Regions from separate parts of the Mus musculus genome. Here region 2 is linked to region 1. A link is a loop called in an ENCODE intact Hi-C map of the cell type or tissue named here. Cell type or tissue: heart. All regions are shown on one strand. Links, peaks and the distances in the headings refer to the core of each region. The heading gives the core; the rest is flanking DNA.

Evidence for each region. Hi-C counts contacts between places; a loop is a spot of excess contacts. Peaks named below come from ENCODE experiments on the same cell type or tissue, not always from the same donor. Only the 100,000 strongest peaks of a DNase experiment are listed, where the experiment ranks them.
Region 2: a loop joins it to region 1, with 2.1 times the contacts of the local background. A loop is called at or near these places in 3 of 42 quality-filtered maps.

Annotation. Positions count from the first base shown.
Region 1 is chr13:67,302,927-67,311,013 of GRCm38, reverse strand. It overlaps Zfp457 (zinc finger protein 457), which reads left to right and starts at 4,602. Exons shown (of 4, transcript NM_001003666.2): 1 at 4,602-4,664. The coding sequence starts at 4,659. In heart, for the core only: no CTCF peak of the experiment used is centred there; a DNase peak (open chromatin) is centred at 4,523; H3K4me3 peaks cover 1,524 bases; H3K27ac peaks cover 1,186 bases.
Region 2 is chr13:67,725,497-67,733,583 of GRCm38, reverse strand. Zfp65 (zinc finger protein 65) reads left to right here and starts at 4,411. Exons shown (of 4, transcript NM_145622.2): 1 at 4,411-4,523. The coding sequence starts at 4,518. Zfp85os (zinc finger protein 85, opposite strand) reads right to left here and starts at 4,322. Exons shown (of 3, transcript NR_027969.1): 1 at 3,882-4,322. In heart, for the core only: a CTCF peak has its summit at 3,907 (motif pointing left); DNase peaks (open chromatin) are centred at 4,393 and 4,673; H3K4me3 peaks cover 1,266 bases; H3K27ac peaks cover 909 bases.

The DNA of each region.
Region 1 (8,087 bases), core at 3,221-5,720:
TATCATGTTAAGTGTTATTGTGAGCTGGCTGTTGTTTTCATTTAGACATAAGGAGACATGATTGTATGTCAAATTGACAAAGAGTGGATTATAATGGCTATTGTCAACTGTCAAGTTAAGTTACTATATCTGGAATAAACTATAATCCAGAAATGGAGGGCATACCTGTGGTCCAGATCTTGAAGCTAGAAGACAGTCTGATTAGGAGTATCAGATTAGGCAGTAAAGGAAATCATTGAAAACAGGAAACTCGTTAAACTGTGTTCCAGAGAGAGATCACATTCTGGCAGCCAGACTTAGTGATGTGTAATAATCCCTCAGATGGTACTGGCTTTGAATGAATGAAGGAATCCTGAAGAATAACTGAGGGTTGGCACTGAGAGAGGGAAGGGCCATTGGTGGAGTTGTAGCCTCATGGGAAGTTGAAAGCCCAGGACTGAGGGGGTCATGCAAAAGAGTTGATGCATGTCACCATGAGGAGAGTCTATGAAAGGCTATTGGTGAAATTGTAGCCTAATTGTAGTGGAAGATGTCAGCACCATAGTATGACCACTAACAACTGAAGTACAAATGGAGTGGAGCCAGCCAGAATCTAAAGGGCTAGAGATCACAAAGCTGGAGAATTGAACTGAATTCTTTGGAAGAGCCCAGATTGTGGATCCCAGATGATGCAGACTTTGAAATTTGCTTTTAAACATTGTTGACATGGTGATAGACTATGGAGACTTTTCAAGATTGATGAAATGCATTCTCCATTATGTTATGGCCATACAACTATGGGGGCCAGGGCCTGGTATGTGATAGTTTGTAGAAGTTTTGCCCCCATAATCTCATGTGGTTAAACATTTGGCCCAGAGGGAGTTTCACTTCTAGGACTGGAGCCTTATTGGAGTCGGTGTGGACTTTTAGAGGAAGTGTGTCACTGTTGAGGCAGGCTCCAGGATATATATATATTTTCAAGTCCCGCCACCTATCCCCAATATGGGATATAAGCTCCCATAAGTCTATTGCCTTTGGATCAAGATGTAGCTCCTTCTCGGGCATCATGTCTGCCTTCATGATGCCATACTTTCCACCATGATAATAATGGAGTTAACTCCTGAAATACAAGATAGCCAATATTAAATGTTTGCCTTGTAAGAGTTGCCTTGGTCGTGGTGTCTCTTCACAGCCAAAAAAAAACCATAATGAAAACATACAGGTTGGCACAACCCCCTTGTCCCCTGAGAGGTATATTTTCCCTTCACCGTCATCTGAAAACTCCCTGACTGCAACTTACAATTAACCAGGTGGATTGCTAAACCGAGAGTGTGCAGGTAAATATTTACTGACTTGAGAGAGATGATATGGTAATCTGGATAGAGGGAACCTTGGCTAAAAGTGAACTTTATGGGATAAGCCTTTAGACAAGTCTATGAAGTAGTACAAAGATTAATGGTTATTTGGGGAGACCTCTGGCCACTGTTGGGCTTTGCATAACTGGAAAAGTGAACCTTGCTTTGTTTGGCAAGGAAACTGAGATATCCCTCGATGAGCTGGAGGAGTGGGTAGAGCCTGAATGCACATGTAGATGAGTTTAAACAAGATAAAATAACCACCACAGAGGTGTGAAGATAGACAAAAGACACATGTTCATTAAAGTAAACTTTGCCATATACACCAATAGATAGTACAATCATTACATTTTATGAAGAGGAATAAGAGAAGTATGTGGATGTATTATAAAGTCATATAGTGATGTTCAGTGATCAAACTTCTATGAAGTCACCATTTGTTATGTAATCAGCTCAGTATGTCTTCCAAGAAGGTATGGAAGTATCTACACATCTCATGTACCTTCCTGTAAGGGATGTAGTTAATGACAGGACCTGTAATGTATTGAGGGAATTGGTACAGGCTCAGGATGGTAAACCTAATGAGTATTGAGAACTGCTCTAGCAAGGAATGTATTTCAGTGGATTTTTGCTTATGACTGACAAATGGGTCTAACTTGTAAATGAAAACTGATAGTTTTTATTCATTTATGTATACATATATATATATATATACATATAAAAGAATATTCCTTTTAAAGATCATTTTTTTTCCTAAACATGAAACCTTTGTTTTACTTCTTCTTATTATTATTCTTGTTCCAGACAGGGTTTCTCTCTATAGCACTGACATATCCGAAATCCACTCTATAAACCAGGTGTCTCCAACTGAGAGATCCAACTCTCTCTGACCAATAACTAACGGAATTGATTGTATGTAGCATCATAAACAGTGTAAGTTTATTTAATTAAATATTTTATTTTACTTTGCTAGAAGCTTGTGTGTGTGTGTGTGTGTGTGTGTGTATCTATTCTACAATAGATTCGTGATGATTTATGAGCCTCGTGGTGTCAAAATATGGTATCTGATCCTCTAGAACTGCTGCTTGTATGTGCTTGAGAGTCATCATGTGCCTGTTAGAAAACAAACTCATATTCTATAAGACATTAATTACTCTTAGCCATGGAACAATCTCTTTAGCCTGTAAGCATAGATTTTAAAGTGATTTTGCAAAAAATAGAACCTACTAGAGTATGTTTCAAAGAGAGAAAATTAAATGGTCAAGATGTAAAAAAATGATAGTAGGCAGTAAACTTAAAACTGGGATCATGGTCTAAACAAACATATTAGTCCTGAGACTCTGGCTCCAGTAGACTTTTCCATAACTATGCCTGGGTTCCTAATATTCTGCTGAATGAGGCTCCTCTTTGATGATATGTTCAGGTTGTGACTACACCACCGTAACTCCTCCTCCTATTGAATTATACAGCCACAATGCACAGAAATGGAGACTGCAGAAGACTTGTAAATGGATGCTGCATCCTCACGGATGAACACATCTCATGTGAATGACTACCCTCTTACAAATGTGTGCATGAAAAGACACAAACATACATGTATACATATACCATACACACAACTAATTTAAGCTTACCCTTGACTAGCTTACAAATAAATAAGACTCAGACTATGGTTATTTCCATTGGCTTTGACAATTACTGGGGAGGGCAGCCCTCATTTATTCTTCTAACTGCTATCCTGGTGTCCTCCTTTCTTCCCGATGGTATACCCCAGATACTTGCTGTTTCTCATGGCCATGTCTCATCTTTGAGACATGGCATCTTTGTCCTCTTTCCCCATTCTTCCTCCTTTTCCTGGTCTCTCTTCCTTCTCTCTCTCTTCTCGACCCTCTACCAGGTAACTCAAAACCCACCTACCTGTAATTTCTCCAGTAATTGGCTGTAGCCAATTTGATTTAACTAATAGTATTAAATCAAGGAACAAGGTTTGCACAACAGAACCTTGTAAATGTGAGAAGTCTGTGGTAGGCTTAGATCTTCGGGTATAGAATTTAGCATTACATACATAGCAACAGACCAGACCTCAACACATAACACATATTGGAAAACTAGCTATGCTGAGAAATAATAACTTTTGTGGCTTCTGACAATGCCCTTCACTGCAGCATTCAGGAGGAGGACAGACCAGTCATGATGCTTGCCAATCAAGCACAGGTACACACACGTACTGCTCCTTGCCTCTAGTTTCTCTGAGTGAGCAAATGATCTGCATCTCTGGATAAACATACTCCTGAAAAAGAATAGGGACTCTGCACAGTCTTTGCGCTGAAACGGGTTCCTTTTGGATCATTAGGATTCCGGGAAGTATGAAGCCTTTTCTGTAATGGAGTTTGTAACTTTGACTCAAGTATGAACTACACAGGAATAAACCTTCCCATGAAAAGGTAGGGATTCTCAATCCTGCATGTTTCCAGTGTAACTTCTTTATTACAGTGACTTATTTGACAGTAATATGAACATATATCTGATACCTTTGTATTCAAGGAGAAAACACTCAAGTGTTCTATTTAGAAGGGAGGGAAGTTCAAGACAGATAACACTAATGTTCAAATATTTTCAAATATGACCGATGACAGGATCAGTGCAGAGACAGGAAAATCAATAAGAAACATCAAACCTAAGGCAAAGGGAAATCCTGTAAGTGCACAATGGCTCGACAGTCAGTACACACACCATTGTGATCCCAGGAACTCTGCCCCTCCCCTTGGGAGACAGGAAAGCCTGTACTAAGAAAACATCTGCTGGTGACTAGATTTGATCTCCAATTCTTCTATCTTAAGCGACTAAGATGGTTTCAATAGAATCGTAAAGAGATAATGCTCACTCCTACATTAACTTCCTGCTTCCACATTCTTAAATAAAGCAGATCATGAAAGCATGAATTTTTCATTCGTGAATGATTCTATACATAGATCAGAGTTGTAGCAGAGATAACATGGAAACGTGATGAACGTGATTACTGTGAAAGGCTCATCTTACAGGCAAACATTTCGTGCCATGACCAAGGATTTTAAAAGAGCCCAAATTCCATGTGCATGCCCATGTGCAGCTGCTCTCAGTGGACTGTAATCCAGGCAGTGTACAAAAGCTCTTCAGTGGGTTCCCGGAAGTCCTTCCAACTGACTTGTGGGAAATGTAGTCCCATCGCCTGTGACGTCATCAGAAAGAGCTGTCAGCAACAAAATTCCGTATTCTTTCTTCAAACTTCGCTTCTTCTCAAATTTGTGCAGCTGTCCTGTTGAGCGCTGCATTTGGATTTCTGCCATGGAGGTTGGTGCAGGGAACAGCACCATCTTGCAGATCTGAAGGACTGTGCAGGGTGGCGGATAGGGCACAGAGAGTGCCAACTTGGGCTTGTGAGACAGGAAGCTGCTGACCTTGAGGTGCTGTGCTGACCTAGGCTGGGCCACTGTCCCTGGGCACAGGTTTGAAGAGGAGAAGGTTGGAAACAGCAGGATGGCAAGGGCAGGCAGGGTCTGCTCACTGCCTGTGCCTGAGATGCTGACGGGAGCTCACGCATCTTTGCTGGGGAAACGTGCTCTGCCTAGCTGACGGGTTCTCCTGTGGTGGTTGTCAGATTCTTAGGACATACAGAACACGTGGACATCTAGCGCCCCATATACTTTATGTCCTAGAGATTACTCCTGGTTTGAGCTCACACAGCTTCCCAAAGGTCCTAGTGTCTAGGGACAGAGAGTCCTGTGACGGTGATTGTTGTGTGGGTTGTTAGTTACTTTTCCTTTGGAATGAATTGTTAGATTTATGGATGCCTTGGTTAGAGTGGGAATTTCCAATAGACATCTCTGTGACTTGAATCATCACAATACATGGCTATGTAGCCACAGAATAATCTTGTAATTGGTATGAACCTATGTTTGCCCAATCCAGATAATTATGGATTTTGCACATCAAATTAAAATCGCTAGACAGCAGTACCTCAACGGTTCTGAGTATGTGTTCTGTCCAAATTTGGACTTCTTTTCAGATGAGAGACGACTTGGTGTGATGAGAGATTGCTGGGTGGGGCTGGAAAGTCTGAAAGGGAAGAGGAAAATGGCTCTGCTCATCTGCCAGGCTCTGTAAATTGTTCTCTAATCTGCCAGGCTCTGTACATTGCTCTCTAATCTGCCAGGCTCTGTACATTGTACTATGTTTTCTTATCACATGATTTTCTTCTGTCTCTTCACATTGTCAGCAGCGTCTGAACTGTCCTAAATTTAACTGTCTTAAATATTAAATTTTCTGTCCCTCAATGTGACATTCAGGTTTACTGAGGCACCTTTAATAGTTTTAGGAAGAATTCCCCAAGTTTTTCAACTGCTTTGGAACAGCTGGAATATAAATTTGGAAAGCTGTTATACATTTGGGGTCTAATGATTTTTCACATAGGTTCCTGTCTATGCATAGTTCTCCTCCTGAAGGGTTAAGAGAATAGTTTAGTCCAGAGCCATTTGAATAGCCTTGATCTGAGAACACAGATTTACTTTAATCCAAATTCTATGCTCCAACATGGAATCAGTTTCATGGTTTTACAGAACAAAGAATGTCATTAACCAAGGAAAATTTAAAATACTTTGGTGTGAGTCGATAGAAGCATGTACTACGATATATGGGAGATATTCTATTCACCTAAGATACCATCTGCTGAGATTTTAGCTTTTGGATTCATAGAAACTTATGTTCTCCCTTGTCAGTGGATTCTGGGAGGTTTTTATCTATTGTCATAAGCTATGTGGTCCACTATAGAGTGAGGCAAGGACTGACCCTGAAGGTAAAACCAGCCCAAGGTAAGACAGCTAACCCTGAACCTGCAGAATTCCAGGCTCTGCCCCTCGGTGAACTTACACGTGGGCCATCAGACTCTGCACCCACAGACTCCTTACAAGAGTTTTGCATTCACAGAATACACACAGATTTTAGTGTGTGTGTGTGTGTGTGTGTGTGTGTGTGTGTGTGTGTGTGTGTGTGTGTGTGTTTCAAGATTTCTCCTCCACAGCCGCTCCCCCTATCTCAGGGGATCTTGCTTATATTATCACTCTTCAGTCAAACCAAGTGTTTGTGAGCCAGAGCTGGAGCCTGACCTACAGCATTCAAGTCTACTGTCAGGAAGCATGGGCTTCAGACCACCTTGTCCTAGCTACTGGAATTTTCAATGAGTTTGCAACCATATCTAGAATAAATAGACACTTCCTAGTTAATGTTACATATAACAGTTTATCAATTGGGAATTGTGTGCTGCCTTGTGCAACAAAACACAGTCCTTATAATATAGAAAGAGTACATGAGCATCGTCACATATAACTTACAGGCACCAAATATTTATTTATATGTATTTAAAATCAAACAGCCTAATTATTGAAGAGTGAACTTAAGTATATTCTATGATTCATTTCTGTCATCTCTGTGTTTTGAGGAGGAGTCAGGAGTCCTGGAATTCAAAGTCATCCTCTCCTTCATAGCCAACTCAAGGGAGCCTAGGCTACGTGAGACTCTGCATATTAAAAAGATTCTTAAAATGTTGTTCTTTGGGTGTTATAATAACTTCTTCATGTTCCTTTCACTTCTGAGCACCAGGGACCGGACAGAAATCCATCCAATTGACATCTTCTAATTATAAAGATGTTACATGGTATAGCATTGGAAATGTAAATGAGCTAAATACCTAATAAAAAATGGAAAAAAAAATAAAGATGTTACAAATGTGCTTTAAGAAGTTCTATGGGACGTACTTGAAATCTTAAATCCACATTTTCACTAGCATCCTTTTGTTAATGTTGGAGATTAGGAACTTGTTTCCATTTACCATGTGGGGAAAGGTTCTCCTCTTTGCCTGACTTGACTCTTCCTCTGATTTTCAGGAAAGATTAGTTATTGTTGCATATTCTTCTGTTTTTTTTTCCTGTCATGACCTCATGGGGATTTCTAATTTTACCTGAATTTTTCCTGAACAACTTGACACTCTGCAAATGGAAAATGACCACCACATCTACCACTATCCATCAAATCTGGTATCACCGACATCCATGCAGTAATGTGTCCTGGTGGAATACCCTCTTCTTCCTCCAGGAGGAGTCAGTCTCCTATGCTGTGCAGTCCTGACTTTTTCCTCGAAGGCTCTTTTCATTTCATCCTAATGTTACTGTGAGTGATGATATGAATGAAGGACTCACTGATTTTAACAAAGCCAGGCAGGAACCTTGTCACGTTTGATAAGTCATTTATGGAAAACTTTGAAGTGTCCTGTGTTGGGTGATGTCATTCAGTTCCTGGTGATAGTTGTGTACATGTCAAAGGTCATGAAATGAATACAAAAACCTTATTTGTGCTGATTTTGATGGGCATCAAAACAAGAAATGAATAACCCCGAGATGCATAGGTTGCTGTCAGTTTCTGCTTTTAAGTTAAAATATTTCAGTCAGTCTTTTGTGCCATGGAAATGTTAGTGATCCCCAAAAACACACAGGAGCCAATCTGATGCAACTCACAGCAGGGTCTTTATTCTACTCGAGCTGGCTGAGGTGCACCCCCCCTCCCCAGTGCACCACCATCATGCAGGACAGATTTTTTTGGGGGGGGGATGTCTACGGGGCAAAGCTTTATAGTAAGCAGCAAGCAGGGAATACATGTGCAAACATCTAATTGGAAAGCTCCTGTGGCCTTTAACATAATCGGCTGGTGCTGGGAGTCATATCA
Region 2 (8,087 bases), core at 2,709-5,208, 420 kb before region 1:
CTCTTTCCTTGTTTCCCTCCCATTCCCATTTCTTGAGAAACATTGTTTAGATCTGGAAATCCCCTACTTCCCCCTTTTTCTTCCCCCCCTGAGGGCCTATAAAAACTGGGACCCCTTTCCCCTTAGGATCGACTCCTCTACCCCTGTGTGGAATACGAGTCATCCCCAGAGCTCTGGCTTTCCCTGAATAAAGCCTCCTGTGGTTTGCATCAAGCTTGGTCTCTCGTGAGTTCTTGGGGGTCCGCTATTATACCAAGACTTGAGTGAGGGTCTCCCTTCGGAGGTCTTTCAGTGCTTTAAGACACAGAAAGATGTATGGACTCTTTAAAATGAACAGATTCGTGTAATCATCAAATGTACAGAGCAAAGCATGTGACGTTTATGTTCAAACTAAAATTATAATTACATCATGTTTCCAAAGTCATTCTATATGTGTTCTAACATGTTTTTTCATGCTGTATTCCACTTTCTCAGTCGTAATGTTACGGAACTTTTGGGAAGAGTTAATTATTCAGAGACTGTGGCCCATCAACTTTTAAAGCTTTATAAAAGCAAAGTAACATTTAAAGTAACTCATGAAGTGACTTTCAAAGAAATTTAGGGGAAATTAATTGGATTTTTCCTTTTCTTAAATTAACCACTGAGGAGCTTAAGTCTTATTTGACATACTTAAAGGTGACTCTAACCCCCAACCTTCTCACTTCTGAACTGAGGAAGCAAAAATGCATTAATAATTATGGAACAGGCTATTAATAAATGTAGCCGCCTATGGCCATGTGAACTGGGCTCCCCGGAAAGGCGGGCTGGGGCTGAAAGAGATCAGACAGCGAAAAGAGCAAGGCCAAGACAAACCTTTCTGTTCAAAGCCTCTGAAGTTTACTGAGAGTCCGTGCTTATAAATAGTGTAGGCCCATCCCCCGCCAGCCCATTCTTGGTGCCTGGAGCCAGCCCTTAGGAGATCTCCGGAATATCTCAAGGACCTTTCAGCAGGAAGCAGAGCCTTGTAAAAAAGCAAATAGAGCCATCAAGGTCAGAAGGCTCTACCCTAGGTAATCTCCTTCTTAGTGGCAACAAGGTCAAAGTATGGATCAGCCTGCTTCAAGGCTGAGGGAGGCTACAAATAAACAACAACTACAGAGGATAAAACTTGATGATGTGAGCCGGGCGTGGTGCTGCACGCCTTTAATCCCAGCACTCAGGAGGCAGAGGAAGGCAGATGTCTGAGTTCGAGGCCAGCCTGGTCTACAGAGTGAGTTCCAGGACAGCCAAGGCTACACAGAGAAACCCTGTCTCAAAAAACCAAAAACCCAACCAACCAACCAAACAAACAAACAATCCCAAAACTTGATGATGCATGGGGCTTTATAGTACTGACTACTGTTCATACCCCTACAGGAGGGTTATGGCAAGATGGTCCTTTGGAGTCTATCCATCAACCTGTCACTCCTAGATTACTCTGGTGACTCACATGATTTCCAAAGGGTTCAGGTGCAGTAAGGAAGTAATGGGTATAACAATGAACAACTGACTGAAGTTCTTTTACATTCAGAAGATTGGCAGATTGTGTGAATTAGCTTTACAGGCCAGAGTTTACACCATTTGTCCAGTCATCCTTTGTTATGATTTTTGAAAACTCTATGGATTACCTTTCCATTTTAGTATTCTGTTGATCACTTGCCCAGTGCAGCTTTAGCTTTTACTGACGGATCTGCAAAAGGCAAGCCTGTAGCTATCACTGAAAGAACCTAGTGGGGAAACCCACACTCTGTTCATGATTCGGCGTGGAACCAAAAATCACGAAAATGACCGTCTTGATGTAAACACACGAAGTAGTTTAATGACGGAGCTCAGGACTGACATGCATCTCACACAGGAGGTAACAGATATTGGCCACTAGGCTCGAAAGCTAGAGGTTTTTGTAGAAAAAGGGTCTGGAACTGGGGGAGGAATCGGCGCAGTTACACACAAATGGGCAATTTAAACATCAGAGACCAGTATGTGATAGTAACTCTAAAGGGAAGGTGTTTATCTTGGTCGGCAGGACATCTGGCTAAAACCCAAACCATATCAGCAGGTGGTCCATTACTATCTTTAGCTTGTCCAGAGATTGTCCTTTCGTGCCTTTCTTATCTCAATGGATAGTTGGTTCCTGGGATGACTTTACAGCCTTTGTTCTTTGCTCTAAGCCCAAAAAAGCCCTCCTAACTAGCAAGCCACATGAGACATGGACCTTGAATAAACTTTCTGGCTAGGGCTTTAAACTCTTGAATTTAGTTTTCTTTCTTTCATCATTAGTGGAACCCCCTGAAACTCCTGCACTAATCGCTGTGATTTTTGCCTTTACTAAGTTGCAAAGCTGTCCTTTTAATCTCTACTTTGATTCACAATATGTAGTTAATCTTTTCCCAGCTATTGAAACCGCTACTCTGGTTCTAAACAAAGCTACCATATCTTCACTTTTATTTAAGTTACAACTTTTATTTCAAAACAGAACCTCCCTGTGTTTTTTATAAGTCATTTATGGACACGCATTTATCTGGGCCCTTGACAGAAGGCAATTGGCTAGCTGATCTTGCTATACAACCTTATATTTGTACAGCTTAGAGCAAGCAGAAGCATTATGCTATCAAGTAGTTTAACAAGACAGGCTGTCAGGCAAGAGCCATTTGTCCAGAAACCCATCATTCTTTGCCTACGGGAGTTAATCTCAGAGGACTCAGACCTAAGGATCTCTGGCAAATGGACATTATGAATGTTCCTTCTTTTAGCATACGTTCTTTTGTCCACGTTTGTGCAGGAACCTTCTCTCATGCCATAGTCACCTGGGCAAGGACAGTATTATTAGAAAACAAACTCATGCTCTGTAAGAATATTACCTACTCTCAACTACATAACAATCTCCTTCGCTTACTGTAAGTGAACATAGATTTTAGAGGAATTTGGTCAAATCTCACAGCTAATCCAGAATGTTTGTATGGGTGAAACTAAAATAATCAAGTTTTTATAAAATGATAGTATGTCTGATAAAGTTGAAACTGCCAACATGGTCTAAGGAAACATATAAGGCCTGAGAATCAGACTGTGGTAAACTCTCCCTAAGTATGCCTGGGCCCCTAATATCATGCTAAATGGGGCTTCCTGTATGTTCAGTTAGGTTCTGCATGTTCGTTTTGTTCCTATACCATATTAGTTCCTCCTCTTCCTCTTGAATTAACCAATCCCACTAGGAGGAAATGGAAACTGCAGAACAGTTGAGGGTGAATGCTGCATCCTCACAGATCAGCACCTCCCAGAGGAGTCAGTGCCCTCTCAGGTAGGTTTACATGTAACAGACACAAACATACATGCACACACACGCACATGCACATGTACACTGGAATCCTAGACATGTCCAGAAATGCTAAGGCCTTATGGTTGATGACAGTGCCCTTCACTGCAGCATTCAGGAGGAGTACAGACTAGTCATGACCTCATTCTAAACAGACATGCCAATCAAGTGTTCAGGTGAATGTACTGCTTGACTCTAGTTTCTCTAAGTGGAGCTGTATCCCTGGGTTAACACACTGCCTGGAATACAAGAATTGATAGGAACTTCACATAGTCTCTGTTCTGAATCAGTTTCCCTGTGAATCAGAATGCATCACAGAAACATGAAATCTTCCTTGTGATGGATGGGGTTCATACCTTTGTCTCAAGCATGAACTGCACAGGAATAAACTTTCCTAAAGAAGTGAGGGAAGTTCAAGACAGATACCAAATATTAAATAGTCTGAAACATGAATGATGGCATGATCAGGAGAGAGAGGAAATTCTATAAGGAACATCAAAGGGAACAAGGGAAATCCTATAGTGCACAGTGTACCAAAAGTCAGTAGACTCACCAGTGTGATCCCAGGAGCTCTGCGCCTCCTGCTGGGAGATGGGGAGGAGGAAAGCCTGTGCTCAGAGAACACCCGGTGGTGACTAGTTTTGATTTCCTGTTCTTCTGTCTTAAGCACCTGAGATGCTGCATGTCAGGCGGGATCACCAAGCGTGGTTTCATTAAAGAAATGCTCAGTCCTACATTACCTTCCTGCTTCCTTATTTTTAAGTAAAGCAGACCATGAAAGCATGATTTCCCATGTGTTAGTATGATTTCATAAGTAGATTTGAGCTTTAAAATCACGTTTTAGCAGAAATAACTAGCATGTATAATTAACATTACTGAGAAAGGCTCGACTCACAGGCTAACATCCCTTGCTGAGACCACAGCACTTCAAAAGAGCCCGAATGCCCTGTGGCTGCCCATGTGCCTGTTTCTTTCCAATTTCACTTGCTCACACTTAGGCAGGTACCCAGGCAGTGCACCGAACTCCTTTGGTGTGTTCCTGGAAGTCCTTTACACTGATTTGTGGGAGATGTAGTCCCAACAATTATGACGACTCCAGAAGGGGCCGTTGGTACCAAACTTCCGGATTCGTTCTTAAACCTTGCTTCTCCCCAAAGTTAATCGAGTGTCTTGGGTTTGGATCCCTGACATGGAGGTTGGTGCAGGGAGCAGTGCGGTCGTACAGATCTGAGGGACTGTGCAGGATGGCGGGTCAGGCGCGGAGGGAGCTGGCTCAGGCTGGTTGGGAGACGGGGGGGGGGGGGGGGCGGGGGGCGAGGGGGCCGCCGACCTGGAGGTACTGTGTTGACCTAGGATGGGCCACTGCCCCTAGGAGCAGGATTGGCCGGGAAGAATGTTAGAGACAAGGGGATGGCAAGGGCAGGCTGGGTCTGCTGACTGCCTGTGCGGAGATGCTGAAGGGAGCATTCTACTTTGCTCTGCCTAGCTGACCCTTACTCATGTGATTGTAGTCTGAGTCCCAGCACTTACAGAACTTCCGGAAGTTCCAGGGACAGAGAGTCTTGTGAGGGCGACTGTTGTGTGGGATGTTAGTTTCTTTTCTTTTGGAATGAATTGTTAGATTTATGGATGCCTCGGGTTGAGTAGGAATTCCTAATGTACACCTCTGTGACCTGAGTCGTCACAATACAAGGCTATGTAGCTACAGAATAATCTTGGAATTGTTTTGAACTTATGTTGGCACAATCCAAATAATTATGGATTTTACACTTAAGCTTAAAATCACTAGACAGCAGTGCCCCAATAATACTATCTGAGTATATTTATTTTTTCAAAATTTGGACTGCATTTCTGATAGGATAGTACACTTGTGTGATGAGAGAAAGATCGCAGGGAGGGGCTGGAATGCCTGAAAGGGAAGGGAGAAAATATCTCTGCTAATAGGCCAGGCTCTGAACATTGTTCTCTTACCACATGATTTACTTCTGTCTGTTCACATTATCAGCAGTGACTAATCTCTTCTAAAAGTACTCTGTCCCTCAATGTGGCTTTCTGGTTTACTGATGCTTCCTGGATAGTTCTAGAAAGGATTCCCCAAGTTTTTGTACTGTCTTTGAGAGACTGTAAGATAAATTTCAAAAGCTGTAGCACACTTGGGGGTCTTAAGGTTTACACATAGTAGGTTCCTGTTCATGCAAAATGCACAGTTCTCCTCTTGAAGGGTTAAGAGAATAGTTTAGCCCAGAGCCATTTAATTGGCCATGATCTGAGAAGACAGATTTAGTTTAGTGAAAATTCCATACTCCAACTTGGAAGCAGTTTCATGGTTTTACAGAACAAATAATGTCATTAGCCAAGTAAATTTTAAAATACATTGATGTGAGTCTGATAGAGGTATGTACTGTGAGACATGGGAGATGTTCTATTCACCAAAGATACCATTTGATGAGATTTTAGCTTTTGGACTGATAGAAGCTCATGTTCTGCCTAGTCAGTGGATTCTGGGAGTTTCTTTTAAACTATTGTCACAAGCTGTGTGGTCCACTACAGAGTAAGGTAATGACTGCCCTTGAAGAGAAAACCAGCCCAAGGTAAGGCAGCCAACCCTGAACCTGCAGAATTCCAGGCTCTGCCCCTCCGTGAACTTCCACATGGGCCACCAGTCTCTGCACACACAGACCCCTTACAAGAGTTTTGCATTCACAGTCAGACACTCATTTTTTTTTTTTGTTTTTGTGTTTGCTTTTTCAGGGTTTCTCCTCCACAGCCCCTCCCCCTATCTCAGGTGATCTTGCTTATATTGTCACTCTTCAGTCAAATCAAGAATTAGTGAGCCTGGCTCATGGCATTGAAGCTGACTCTAAGGAAGTATGGGCTTCAGACAACTCCGTCCTATCTACTGGGATTTTCAATGAGTTTGCAACCCTATCTAGATTAATAGACATTTCCTAGTTAATGTTGCTAATCTTTAGGAAAAATATAGGAGTATGTGAAGTCAGAATCCTGCCTTGTACATCAAAACACATTCCTTACAATGTATTGATGGTACAGCAACATGGGCCTTTATATATATATATATATATATATATATATATATATATATATATAATTATCAAATTGAGAATTGTTCTTTAAAGATCTGTAAAGAATTACGTGGGAATTTTGGTGAGAAGTGCATTGAATTTGTAGGTTGATTTTGCTAAGACGGCCATTTTCATTGTTAAGCGTACTTACCCTTGTGCATAGGGAACCTTTCTATCTTATGATATCTTGTAGTATACTAAGGGCAAATGCCAGCATGATCTTTTATATTGTTGTTGTTGTTGTTTTTTTTTTTAATGAAATCTAGTCATATGGTTTTTAGGAAAAAAATACAGGCATGACCACCAGTCAGCCACATGCTGCAAAAGTGATTGTTGTTTTATTAGTTTTGTGTGTCTGACTTAAAACAGCTTCCTTTATTTTTTTCCATTATGAAACAGCTCTATATTCCTTAACCCAAATACATTATTTTTCTTTATATTCTTCTTTTTGGTAATTTTGAGGTCATCTTAATGTGGTTACAAGTGCATGTCTTTAGTTTGAATGAGTTTTTAGTGACATCATAAAAGTAAAAGACTTAGGGAATTGCGGTACAGTTTCTCTCTGTTTTGCTCCTCAATTCACTGCTTAATTTGTGATATTATTCAGTGATGTTACAGCACGCAATATGGTCATTAGTGAAAACATGGATGATGTTAGATTTGTGAGCACAGAACAAAGAGAGGAAAGGCAGGAAAGAGGCTGATAACAACAGATGAGGATGCTTGTTAGTACACACAGAGACGGGCAGCGACTCTCCTGGGAACATAGTGGAGAAACCTGGCTTGAACCTTTTAGAGACACAGGTGAGAGGCTTGGGAATGAGGAAGTGGGTGCTACTCTAGGAGTCCATGCAGAGATGAATCACACACGGATGGTAATGAGAGCACAGGGTACCTCAGAAACAGCTGCCTTAGGGCAGATATCCCCAGTTGCAGGAGAAGTGTTGGATCCCCCTATAACTGCAACATTGACTCCTTCATGGCACTGTATCCTGTGTCAGATTTGCCTGGCGAAGTCCACTCCTGGCTGAAGACAGAAAACTAAAGTTCCCATTGTCCTTTTGTGGAGCCTCTGAGACAGTCTTGGGTCTGTGTAGATTCCCACAGTGACTCCACTTATTGCTAAATTTCCTATTCATACCTTGTTAATATACTGTGATTATATTGTCTACGAGCTCTTCATATATCTACCCATTGGCTGCTCAAACTCAGACCCTTGGTACGCTGTCATTTGCATCTCTATGTACATGCTCAGGATGCTGACCTCAGCCCAGAGGTTCTCATCAGATCTGCATTTTCAATGGATTTGTCATTGTGATAGTGCATATTGGTTTGAGAAGTACCTTCTCCGTCACAATGGCTCTCTACTGTGAGAAATATGCATAATGTGTGCTGTAGTATAATACTAGCAGGGGACACTAAAGTATATATTTTTTCAGAAGATTACAATTTATTTTTTATTGTTCTGGCTAGATTATTGTACACTTGAAACAAACTTTACTTATGAGAGTATGGAAATATCAATTTAGGAAATACCTCTCTAAGATCAGACTGTGTATTAGCCTATATAACATTTTCCTAGTGACTGATGGAACATGGCACAGCCTGACATGCGAGGTGCTATATCTGGGCTGGTGGCCAAAATCGCCAGATGCTTGATTTAGGAATGAATCCCT